Linked DNA regions of Homo sapiens: region 1 is linked to region 2. A link is a contact called in ENCODE Hi-C or POLR2A ChIA-PET data. All regions are on one chromosome and are shown on one strand. Each heading gives the region's core, a stretch centred on a gene start or an enhancer-like site at or near the end of the contact. The rest is flanking DNA. Distances are from core to core; before and after follow the strand shown.

Region 1 (6,236 bases), core at 1,087-3,586, 260 kb before region 2:
ATGGTAGAAAGCAGTAGAAGTTACAGGTGATCGCCATCACCCAGTGGCAACCCCTCCTTCAAGTGCCCTTGCCTCCTCCCCAGGAAAAAAAGTCTTCTCGGTATACAAGAGCCACAGATCTGGGAGCTAGGAATTGGGCTTCCAGTTATGGTTTTGTCATTTCATGGCTGTGCAGCCTTGGGCAAGAGAATCAGCCTCTCTTCGTCTCGGCTTTCTCAATCTGTAAAAAGGCAGGTGGTCATGACAGCATTGGCTTTAAGGTGGAATCTGATAAAAGGGTTGTTGTGAGGATATCACAAATCGAGGTAGAGGGAAGTACTCCACAAACAGCAATTTAAATCCCTACAATCCCCTCTCCCGTATACAGTACTCTCTTTCCTTTCAGAACTCAGTTTCCTGGCCCTAAATGGAAGACTGTCAGAAGACAGGAATTCCAGATTTCGATGGCGAGCTCTACAAAGACTTTCTCAGTCCTTGAAACAGCACGGGGACTGCCGAGAAGCAACAGAACTGCACCAGCACTTTAGAAACTGTAACTTTGCTCCCAGTTCCCACTGGGAAAGCACTCAGACTCTTAGATCCTGGTTCAAAGAACATCCCCCAGCCTCCTTCCAGCTGAGCTATTTTTATGTGAAAAAAAAAAATACCTGCCTGGAAGCCATGCCAACCTTGAGCACACTGGAAAAATGGGTGCCAAGCCTGACCCAAAGGCAGAACCACGCTTGGCAGCCATCTCACTCTGCAAAACAGGCAGGACCCTACACCAACCCCAGCTCCAGGATCTCAGGGGCACCCTGATCCCAAAAGGAAGCTGGAGGGAAGCAGTCAAGTCCAGCACCTACAAATAGCCAGTCTTAACTTAGTGCCCGGCGCTGCTTGGTAGAGGTCCATCAGTCCTGTCTGCTGAATCTACTCCTCAGAGCCTGGGACAGAGGAAGCATCAGTGGTCACACAAGCCACCCACAGTCCAGAGAGGAAAGACAAGGCTCCTGCAGAGAAGAAACGTTGCCCCCCTCCTCACCTCCCAAGCTCAGGGCCCTCCAGCTACAGGCGTGAAGGGGAGGGAGAGACAGCGAATCCTCCCACTCCTGCGTTCACGCCACCCAAGGCATTCCTAGAACCCTGGCACCAACCCCCTTGGGTTTAGAGTCGGCTTCCAGGAGATACTTTCTTTCCCCTAACACCAGATCAAGACTGGACTGAAAAGAGTAGCCTTGGGGCTCCAATAACAGGAAAACAGTAAAACTCTGTTCTGGGCATCCTGTCCTCTTTCACCTGCGTGGCTTCCAGCAGGGCCTGACGCAGAGAGGGTGGAGGGGACTCTGCTAGCCAGGACACGTTCAGGGATGGTCATACCTTGGGGCCCACCTTCCACCTCATTCCCCTGGCATTTCACCAGAATCTAGGGGTGGGGAGAGAATCAGGACTCCCAAATTACCGTTCTAGACTTAGATACCATGGTAGACGGACTGGTCTGTGAATTGAGGGGCTGGTCCACAGAGCGGGGAGGTCAGTGAGAGAAAATGAGTGATGGGTCCTTGAAACGGGGTGACCAGATTTGAAGTGGGGGGTCAGAAGAGCAGGCAGACTGGGAAACTTGTCTTTGAAATGGGGGTGTGGTCATCACACGCTCATCTCTAGCTTTTGCATCTGACTTGTGAAATGAAAGGGGTGGGCTCCGAGGGGTTATCCCTGAAGGGGGGTGCTAGTCTGTGAAGTGGGGGGCGGCCCTGGAGGGACGGGGAGCAGGTCGAGGAAATGAGGGAGCAGCCCATGAGATCGGGCAGCTGCTCCCCGAGTTGGGCGGTCGATCTGTGAGGTGGGGGTGGGGAGAGGTCTGCGAGGTGAGGGTCCCGTAGCTGACGAGGTGGTCTGCCGCAGGAAGTCTCGTCCCTGCAGCGGACGGGGTGGGTCCCTGAGGGGCGGGCTGGTCCCTGGGGCCCTTCTGGGAGATGGTGATGGGTCCCCGAGGTCGGGGGTCCAGAGGTGAAGCCGTCCCAGACGGGGGGTCGCTGCTGTGCGGTCGGTGCCGGGGCCGGCCTGGCCCGAGACTAAGGCCCGGTTAGGGATCCCAGCCCCGCGGAGCCCCGGCCGGCAGGGACAGGAGCTGAGGCCGGGGCCGCCGAGGGTGGGATCCCGCGGCCCCTGCCGCTCGCTGGCGCCCTCCTGGCCCCAAGCTGCGCGCCTCTCGCCTCCTCCTCCCTCGGCCTCCCGCTCACTCACCGAGGTCGTCCATGGCCGGACCACGGGCGCCGGCTCAGGGTCGCGCTAGCTGCCCGTCCCGGGGCCGCTCGTCTATGCCCCGCAACTTTTCCGCCGCGAGCCTCGGCCCGGAACGGAACGCGCCGCCGCCGCGCGCGCCCGCGCCCGCGCCCGCCGCGCGCCCCGCCCCCGGCCGCCCCCTGTGCACGCGCGCCCCGCCCCCGGACACCCCCGCGAGCTTGCTGGCCCCGCCCCCTGCGCACGCTGGTCCCGCCCCCGCCAAGAGCCCGGGCAGTGGGCGTCGCTGGGCGGGGCGGTGGCGCCCCCTCGCGGCTAAGCGGGCAGGTGGGCGGCTCCCAGGCCTCCAGCCACTCCCATCCATCTTTCTGTCCCTCTCAAAGTCACTTGCCTGACCCTGCGGATGACAAATCCGTCCACAGTCAGCCATGTGTCTGTGCATTCGTCAGCCACTGGGTCATCACATGCCTGTCCACTGGACAGTCAGTTTTGCCCACCTGTCCGTCTGTCACCTGTAGGTCACCACCCAGGAGGACCATAAATCAGTACCAGGCAAGGCCCGGAGCCCGTGGCTGACCTTTCCTGGGGTCGTCCTCTGGATCAATGGCAGTGCAGCTCGCAGTTCACCCTTTCTGGCCCAAACCCAATACCTGTGTGGTTCCATCTCTCTTAATATTACTTCCACACAGCCACCCTCCCTAGACACTTTTCCAAAACTGCATGGGGCAGAGGGGTCCCCAGATTAGACATTAAAGGGAAAACTACAGGAAAGTCACACCCAGTGCTCCCACACACTCGGAAATTGGGTAATAATAACAACTACCATTTATTGAGTGTCTGAATAGACAGACACTATATAGCTATTCTCTAAATTAATCCTCCTAGAGGTACTTCCCTACCCGTTGGGATGGGTGATGGCAGTTTGTGGATTTTATATAAAACTGCTCTGCAAGTACAGCTTCGAGTTCCCCTTGTCCCTCAAGAATCCAGGCCTTCTGGGTCAGATCAGGTCCTCCAGAAAGCAGATGAGATGCTGAGATAAAGCTAGGGGTAATGCCCGTGACAGAGAAGGGGAAATAAGCAGGGTTGGGCAAGGAGACTCAGATCTGACAAACAGGTCAACCCATCAGGGAATTCCAGGACAAAAAAAATGAGAAGTCTCCTTGGGCAGAAGTATCCGGGTTCCAATGCTCCCACCATGTTCAGTCATTTTATAAAGGCAGATCCAAGCAGCTTCTGTGGCTGCCACATTCTCCTATAATAAATTCAAGACCAAAGACTGTTCCTCAAACACTCTATTGCGTGGTTTTCCAGCATCTTGCACATACCTCTATTTTGTTTTAGTTTTTGTGTTTTTGTTTTTGTTTGAGATGGAGTCCCAATCTGTCGCCCAGGTTGGAGTGCAGTGGTGCAATCTCAGCTCACTGCAACCTCCGCCTCCCAGGTTCAAGTGATTCTCCTGCCTCCTGCTGGGATTACAGGCGCATACCACCATGCCTGGCTAATTTTTGTATTTTTAGTAGAGATGGGGTTTCACCATGTTGGCCAGGCTGGTCTTGAACTCCTGATCTCAGGTGATCTCCTGCCTCCTGGTGGGATTACAGGCGTGTACTACCATGCCTGGCTAATTTTTGTATTTTTAGTAGAGACAGGGTTTCACCATGTTGGCCAGGCTGGTCTTGAACTCCTGACTTCAGGTGATCCGCCCCCCTCAGCCTCCCAAAGTGCTGGGATTACAGGTGTGAGCCACCACGCCCAGCCTGTTTTTGTGTTTTTAAGACACAGTCTTGCTTTGTTGCGTAGGCTGGGATGATGAATAAGACTAACATGATGTCTACCTTCTTGAATCTAAAGGTGCACGCAAAAGAGCAAAGTGGTTAGCATGAAGGATGAGTAGCCTCGCCCCACTCCCAGCTGTGTGGAACAGCATGTGCAAAGGTCTGTAGACAAGACATTTAATACTGACCACAAGCCTAGGAGATGAGCATTGTTAGCCCCTTTTACAGCTGGAAGAGTTGAGAGTCAGAGGTTGAATTACTCCAGGTCATACAGCTAATAAGTAAGGAAACTGAGATTTGAACCTGGGGAGGCTTATGCCAAGGCCTGGTTATGAAACGGCTAAGTGAAACTGCTAACAACTTAGACCAACCCCAGGGCATACGCTTGTCCACTTCTCCAAAGGTCTAAAACCTTTCTTTTTCAAAGCTGTGTGGTCTGGAAATGCGAGGCACCCATTGAATGGGCAAGTTTCCCATTGCTATGCAGAGTTCTAAAGAGAACTGAAGCTTCAGAGTTGAGTGCTGGTGCACTCGAACACTCAGGTCCCTGCCAGGGATTTCCTCATGTAAATCATTCCTAAACCCCCATTTCCTCCCTGGCTTCCTTCTTCCCTTGGACTCTCACCCCACAGCAATTAAACTTGGTGTCTAGTTCAGGCTGCTACAACAAAATACTGTAGACCGAGTGACTTATAAACAACAGAAATTATTTTTTCACAGTTTTGGAGGCTGAAAGTTCAAGATCAGGGTGCCAGCACAGTCAGGTTCTGGTGAGGGCCCTCTTCTGGGTTGCAGACTGTTGACTTTTTGTACCCTCACACGGCTCAAAGAGGGTCCCTTTAATAAAGGCACTAACTAATCTCTTTCATGAGGGCCCTGCCCTCATGACCTAATCACCTGTCAGGCCTCACCTCCTAACACTATCGAATTGAGATTAGATTTCAACATATGAATTTTCAAGGATATGAACATTCAGTCCCTTGCATTTGATAAAATCAATCAGGTTTTTTCATTCTTCCTAAAGATTAAACGACATTGACAGAGCAGATGGACAACCCTGCTGACTTCTTGCTAGTGGTTCATCTTGGGCAATTTACTCTGTGCCTCAGTTTCTTCCCCTATAGAAAGGTTAATAGTAGCTACCTCTCAGAGTCCTCATAGGACTAAATAAGAAACGACACACCTAGTACTTAGAATGGTCCTTGTCACCACAAAATAACACTCTTCACTCAGCAATAGAAACAGAACTCGACCAGGCTCACACCTGTAATCCCAGCACTTTGGAAGGCCAAGGCGGGCGGATCACTTGAGGTCAGGAGTTCGAGACCAGCCTGGCCGACATGGCGAAACACCATCTCTACTAAAAATATATAAATTAGCTGGGCATAGTGGTGTGCACCGGTAATTCCAGCTGCTCAGGAGGCTGAGGCAGGAGAATCACCTGAACCCAGGAGACGGAGGTTGCAGTGAGTCGAGACTGTGCCACTGCACTCCTGCCTGCGCGACAGAGTGAGACTCTGTCAAAAAAAAAAACAAAGAAAGAAAGAAGGAAGGAAGGAAGAAAGGAAGGAAGGAAGGATGGAAGGAAGGAAGGAAGGAAAGAAAGAGAGAGAAAAGAAACAGAATGCAAGCCGGATATGCAATCAAAACTTTTCTTTTTTTTCTTTCTTTTTTTTGAGACAGAGTCTCACTCTGTCGCCCAGGGTGGAGTGCAGCGGCATGATCTCAGCTCACTGCAACCTCTGCCTCCCGGGTTCAAGTGATTCTCCTGCCTCAGCCTCCTGAGTAGCTAGGATTACAGGCACCCGCTATCACACCCGACTAATTTTTGTTTTTGTTTTTTTTTTTTTTTTTGAGACGGAGTCTTGCTCTGTCGCCCAGGCTGGAGTGCGGTGGCGCGATCTCGGCTCACTGCACGCTCTGCCTCCCAGGTTCATGCCATTCTCCTGCCTCAGCCTCCCAAGTAGCTGGGACTACAGGCGCCCGCCACCACGCCCAGCTAATTTTTTCTATTTTTAGTAGAGACGGGGTTTCACCGTGTTAGCTAGGATGGTCTCGATCTCCTGACCTCGTGATCCGCCCATCTCGGCCTCTCAAAGTGCTGGGATTACAGGCGTGAGCCACCGCGCCTGGCCAATTTTTGCATTTCTTTAAGTAGAGATGGGGTTTCACCATGTGGGCCAGGCTGGTCTTGAACTCCTGACCTCAGGTGATCCCACCTGCCTCACCTCCCAAAGT
Region 2 (6,660 bases), core at 3,416-5,915:
CTCGTGATCCGCCCGCCTCGGCCTCCCAAAGTGCTAGGATTATAGGCGTGAGCCACCACGCCCGGCCTTAAAGTTACATTTAACTGTTTTTCACCTCAGTTTCTCTGCCCGTAAGACGGCTATATCAGTGCCAGCTCCCTATCTCCCTGCCAGAAGGCTGAATTGGATAATGAAGAGGAGATGCTTTGAGTTCCTCAGATGAAATGTGCTACACAGATTGAAAACATGACTCTCTTCTGCTGAATCAGACTACAGAGCCCGCCTTTAACTCAAACTTCAACGCCTATTCTCAACCTTCGGATTTCCAAGTGCGCTCTTTCCTTTTTTTTTTTTAAATTTTTTTTGGGACGGAGTCTTGCTCTGTCACCCAGGCTGGAGTGCAGTGGCGTGATCTTGGCTCACTGTAACCTCCGCCTCCCGGCAATTCTCCTGGCTCAGCCTCCCAAGTAGCTGGGACTACAGGCACGTGCCACCATGCCCAGCTAATCTGTTGTATTTTTAGTAGAGATGGGGTTTCACTGCTAGCCAGGATAGTCTCGATCTCCTAACCTCAGATCTGCCCGCCTTGGCTTCCCAAAGTGTTAGGATCACAGGTGTGAGCCACCGTGCCCGGACTTTTGTTTTTGAGACGGCGTCTAGCTCTGTCGCCCAGGCTGGGGTACAGTGGCGCAATCTCGGCTCACTGCAACCTCCTCCTTCTAGGTTCAAGTGATTCTCCTGCCTCAGCCTCCCGAATAGCTACGATTACAGGCACTTGCCACCATGCCTGGCTAATTTTTGTATTTTTAGTAGAGATGGGGTTTCACCATGTTGGCCAGCTGGTCTCAAACTCCTGACCTCATGATCTGCCCACCTCAGCCTCCCAAAGTACTGGGATTACAGGCGTGAGCCACCACGCCCAGCCTGCTCTTTTGAGCATCTTTTGGGGTGTCTGGGGGACACTAAGGCTAACCCCACTCGGTATAAATAGTCCTCCTTGCTGGCATGGTGGCACACACCTGGAGTGCCAGCTACTCGGGGGGCTAATGGGAGAGGACTGCTTGAACCCAGGAGTTCAAGGCTGCAGTGTGCTATGATTGTGCCTGTGAATAGACATTGTACCCCAGCCTGGGCAGCATAGTGAGAACTTGTCTCAAAAATAAATAAACAAGGCTGGGCGCAGTGGCTCATGCCTATAATCCCAGAACTTTGGGAGGCTGAGGCGGGGGGATCACGAGGTCCAGAGATCGAGACCATCCTAGCTAACACAGTGAAACTCCATCTCTACTAAAAATACAAAAAAACTAGCTGGGCGTGGTGGTGGGCGCCTGTAGTCCCAGCTACTCGGGAGGCTGAGGCAGGAGAATGGCATGAACCTGGGAGGCGGAGCTTACAGTGAGCTGAGATCGTGCCACCGCACTCCAGCCTGGGCGACAGAGCGAGACTCCATCTCCAAAAAAATAAATATAAATAAATAAATAAATAAGCAAATAGTCCTGGCTTTGCATGTTCCAATATGCATGAATTTCAGTTACTGTGGTTTAGCTAAACAACACCAGTCACCCAATACCACAATTCAAGTACAATGGTATATTAAATATGAGTAATTACATAAAATACATTCTTTAGCCTACAAATCACTATGTAAATAACAGATACACAACATGTTCAGCAACCAATCACGCACTTCTTTCCCAGACTTTAGGTGACTGGTCACTGCATCAGTTACTCAGTTCACAGACAGTAAAGCATGTACTTGTATTGCCTCTTTATCTTTCAGTGATAAAGCACACGTGGCATAACTGGATAAATGAAAGAGGGAATTGAGCAACAAAAATGAAAATGCTGATAATGCTGGAAGTGAAATTCAAATTGAGTGTCAGTGGAGTTATAGGAGAAATAGATGACTGTGGGAATATTGACACTGCTGCCACTGGAGAGACTCTAGACATACAGCCAGAGGAACTGCAGGAAGATGAACTTACCAACATGAACAAGAAATGGAGCTGTGACAAAAAGGTTGAAGATGTCCCAGAAGAAGTGATGCCAGCAAAAACTTTCACATTAAAGGAGTTCTTGGAGGTATTTCATAACATTGAAAGCACAAAGGATAAAATATCAGAAGTAGATAAAAACTTAGAAAGAAATATGGCAATTTGCCAAGGCATAGAAAAGATATTTCATACGACAAGAAGGTGGCAAATAGTGCTCAAACTACTCTTGGCAATTTTTTTTTTTTTTTTTTTTTTTTTTTTTTTTTTGAGACAGAGTCTTGCTCTGTCGCCCAGGCTGGAGTGTAGTGGCAGGATCTCGGCTCACTGCAAGCTCCTCCTCCCGGGTTCATGCCATTCTCCTGCCTCAGCCTCCGGAGTAGCTGGGACTACAGGCGCCCGCCACCATGCCCGGCTAATTTTTTTGTATTTTTAGTAGAGACGGAGTTTCACCGTGTTAGCCAGGATGGTCTCAATCTCCTGACCTCATGATCCACCCGCCTCGGCCTCTCAAAGTGCTGGGATTACAGGCGTGAGCCACTGCGCCCAGCCTACTCTTGGCAATTTTTTTACAAGGAAATAAAAGAATTTAATTCTCAAGGTTTCTAATTTTTTATTAGAATTTTTTTTCTTTGTTTTTGAGACAGTCTCACTGTGTCGCCCAGGCTAGAGTGCAGTGGCACAATCTCAGATCACTGCAACGTCCACCTCCCAGGTTCAAGAAATTTGCCTGCCTCAGCCTCCTAATTAGCTGTGATTACAGGCGTGCGTCACCATGCTTGGCTAATTTTTTTTGTATTTTTAGTAGAGATGAGGTTTCACCACGTTGGCCAGGCTGGTCTCGAACTCCTGACTTCAAGTGCCTACCTCGGCCTCCCAAAGTGCTGGGATTACAGGTGTGAACCATCGCACCTGGCTGTAAATAAATATCAACTTCAGTATATATTTTTTCATTTCACTATACATTTATAACTGACAGGGTTTTTGATGGTTGATAATTTTTAAAGGTCATAAAACAATTCTAATTTTTCCCATTGATTAAGGTCATTGTGTATGACTTCAGCTTGCACATTTTCACAGTCTTGCATTACTGTGCACAGCGAGGACTGTCTGTACTGCAATCTCAGTCCCCAATCTGGAATTCATATTTAGTTCAGTAGTTAACTTCTTCCTTGCTTGCCACTGTGTGAAATGTTGATTATACATTGATTATACATTGTAAAATGTTGATTATACATTGGCCGGTGTGGTGGCTCATGCCTGTAATCCCAGCACTTTGGGAGGCCGAGGCAGGTGGATCACGAGGTCAGGAGATCCAGACCATCCTGGCTAACATGGTGAAACCCTGTCTGTACTAAAAAAAAAATACAAAAAATTAGCCGGGCATGGTGGCGGGCCCCTGTAGTCCCAGCTACTCGGGAGGCTGAGGCAGGAGAATGGCGTGAAGCCAGGAGGCGGAGCTTGCAGTGAGCCGAGATCGCGCCACTGCCTTCCAGCCTGGGGGTGACAGAGAGAGACTCAGTCTCAAAAAAAAAAAAAAAAAAAAAAAAAAAAAAAAAAGAAACCCCGTCTCTACTGAAAATACAAAAATTAGCAGGGCACAGTGGCAGATGCCTGTAATCCCAGCTACTCAGGAGGCTGAGGCAGGAGGATCGCTTGAACCTAGGAGGCTGAGGTTGCAGTGAGCCCATATTGCGCCATTGCACTCCAGCCTGGGCAACAAGAGCGAAACTCCGTCTCAAAATAAATAAATAAATAAATAAATAAATAAAAACAACCAAAAAAACCCCTATTTTTCTCTAGAGGTAAAGAACGGGGGCTTCAGACTCAGATTAAACTGGGTTTGAATACTGGTTCCGCCACTTACTGATATGTTCAACTGGGCAACTTCTTGCTTAACCTTTAAGTCTCAATTTCCTCACGTGTAATATGGTAATAACAATACCCACTACTGGAATGTTGAAAATGAGAATTGAAAATAATGTCTGTACGTTGCCTGGCACATCACAAACGCTCAGTTGATGGGATTTAGTCATCAGTATTCTGCTTTTAAAAAGGGGGCGTCTGGCTGGGCGCGGTGGCTCACGCCTGTAATCCCAGCACTTTGGGAGGCCGAGGCAGGCGAATCACCTGAGGTCAGGAGTTCGAGACCAGCCTGGTGAAACCCCATCTCTAGTAAGAATACAAAAAAGTTAGCCGGGCGTGCTGGCGGGCGCCTGTAATCCCAGCTACTCGGGAAGCTGAGGCAGGAGAATCGCTTGAACCCGGGAGGCGGAGGTTGCAGTGAGCCAAGATCGGACCATTGCACTCCAGTGTGGGCAACAAGAGCGAAATTCTGTCTCCAAAAAAAAAAAAAATCATAACTGCACAGACAACAACACTGGAACTAATTGGATGTTAAATCAACCCTAACTGGCCAGAAGAAACCAGACCATGGACGGTCAGATCCCTCCCATCCGCCCTCTCGCCCCTTTCACCTTTGCCCCCCTTCTCCTCTTCCGACACAGTCTCAAACCCAAAGTGCGTTTCCGCTGCCCGCTTCTCTTGGGACAAGAGCCGAGCACTTAGTAGGTCCCCGGGCCAAGAGCTACGAAGCCCGAGGAGCTGGCAGCCCCGCATCGCCCGCGACCACCCACGGCCGCAATAGCTCCATAGAGCACAGCTCCCGGGGGCCGCCATCTTGGTAGTCGAGTGACAACGGCCAGAGAGTACGCCTTGTTGCGTCACTCCACGAACGACGGCGGCTGGCCGGCAACATTATTAGCCGAACGCGCCCTGAAATCTGATACACAGTTGTGCCGGCATTATCTCTAGGATCCAAAGGGTGGTCTCTAAGTATCGGAAATCCCTTCCTCTCTCTCTTCTCAAATTGAATTTACAATTCACCAGGAATCAGGGGATCTCAGGGGAGCCCCGGGTCACCTCTTAGCGGCCATGTCTCTGAATCCGGCTAGGCAGAAAAGTACTAACTCGCAAGATATCCAGGAACTCTTGTTGTCTTGTGCAGAAGGGGGAAATTGAGGCATGGTGTGGTTAAAAAGCCAAGATCACGGGCCAATTCCTGCACACTTTGTTGAGCGTAAGAATCACTTGGTTTACGTTTTAAAATGAAGATTCCTGGGTCCCCAACTACCAGAGATTTTGATCTGACCTATATCCCTTTAATCTCTATTTAAACAAATTTCTCTGGCGATTCTGATGCTAAAGATGCAGACCATTCTTGAGAAACATATGTTACACTACTCTGAAAAATAAACATAGGACAGACTTCTTTGTTCTGTCCGTTTTATGAACCTAGGAAGCTCATAAATGGGAACGAAAGCTCTGGTATCCACTTAGCAAGCCAGAACCACCACTCACACTTGGTCTCCTGCTGACACAAAGCTACATTCCTAGCTCCAGGTGGCATGTCATGGGTGTTTTACTTCAGCCCCAGATTTTCAGTCTTTTTTTAATGGCAAGGGTAATGCAGACCGTCTTGTGCAAAATAAAGAACGGACGTTGTTGAGTTTTGCTTGGATTACTGTATGTTTCTGCTTTCATTCCATTTTAAATGTATGTTTCCTGTAAATATTTCACGAGGAGAAAGCGCCAATAGAAGAAACTGTTTTGAAATGAAAATTCTCTTCCTGGTTTAATATAGCCTGACAGATGGACACCTAACCGCTTTCGTTTGGGAAGTACTGCGCTGGGATTTCTGTTTCTTTCTCTTTTATTTTAAGAATGATAGAAGGTCCTCGTTGGTATAGTGATGAGAAAAAAAAAAGGAAGGATACAAGGGCGAAATGATTCATCCATGTATTCATAATTCTCATGTCTTTGTTAAAAGAAATTAAGTGGCTGGGTGCGGTGGCTCACGCCTGTAATCCCAACACTTTGGGAGCCCGAGGTGGGCGGATTGCATGAGGTCAGGAGTTCGAGACCAGCATGGCTAACATGGTGAAACCCCGTCTCTACTAAAATACAAAAATCAGCCAGGCATGGTGGTGCACACCTGTAGTCCCAGCTATTCAGGAGGTTGAAGCAGGAGAATCCCTTCAACCCAGGAGTCACTGGTTGCAGTGAGCTGAGATTGCACCACTGCACTCAAGCCTGGGTGACAGAGCCAGACTCCATCTCAAAAATAAATAAATAAATAAATAAATAAATAAATAAAGTCTCATCAAAGAATCTTATATCTTCCATATCTAGTTATATAAAAGAATGGATCTCAGGATTTAGGGCTGTTCCTTCTGCACATCAGATTAAGTATCCAGACCAACAGTATTTCACTGTTCTCTTATTTCATATGATATGTGGAGGAAAACCTGTAAAAAGTGAAGTAGGACAAGGACTGTTGGAAGGTATTTTTTTTTTGAGGTAGCGTCTTGCTCTGTTGCCCAGACTGGAGTGCAGTGGCATGACTTCGGCTCACTGCAACCTCTGTCTTCTGGGTTCAAGTGATCCTCCTGCCTCAGCTTCCCTAGTAGCTGGGATTACAGGCATGCGCCACCATGCCAGGCTAATTTTTGTATTTTTAGTAGAGATGGGGTTTCGCTATATTGGCCAGGCTGGTCTTGAACTCCTGACTTCAGGTAATCCACCTGCCTCAGCCTCCCAAAGTGCTGAGCCACCACTCCCGGCGCTAATTTTTGTATTTTTAGTAGAGATGGGGTTTCACCATTTTGGCTAGGCTGGTCTTATTTACTTA

The links. A loop is a pair of places that touch in the nucleus more often than their neighbours do. ChIA-PET counts read pairs that join two places held with the same protein, here RNA polymerase II (POLR2A). Pooled maps may share reads with other maps.
Region 1: a pooled map shows a loop between it and region 2 (2.4-fold over the local background). The contact joins the promoter of PXN here to the promoter of COQ5 in region 2. A Hi-C loop is called at or near these places in 4 of 50 pooled maps. POLR2A ChIA-PET finds 5 or more read pairs at or near these places in 3 of 52 experiments (PC-3, WTC11 and activated CD4-positive, alpha-beta T cell).

What each region holds. Positions count from the first base shown.
Region 1 is chr12:120,263,394-120,269,629 of GRCh38, forward strand. PXN (paxillin) reads right to left here and starts at 2,337. Exons shown (of 15, transcript NM_001385981.1): 1 at 2,224-2,337. The coding sequence starts at 2,236. RefSeq lists silencers at 2,055-2,204, 2,365-2,644.
Region 2 is chr12:120,524,493-120,531,152 of GRCh38, forward strand. COQ5 (coenzyme Q5, methyltransferase) reads right to left here and starts at 4,666. Exons shown (of 7, transcript NM_032314.4): 1 at 4,448-4,666. The coding sequence starts at 4,649. RefSeq lists enhancers at 3,656-4,426, 4,427-5,196, 4,543-5,002.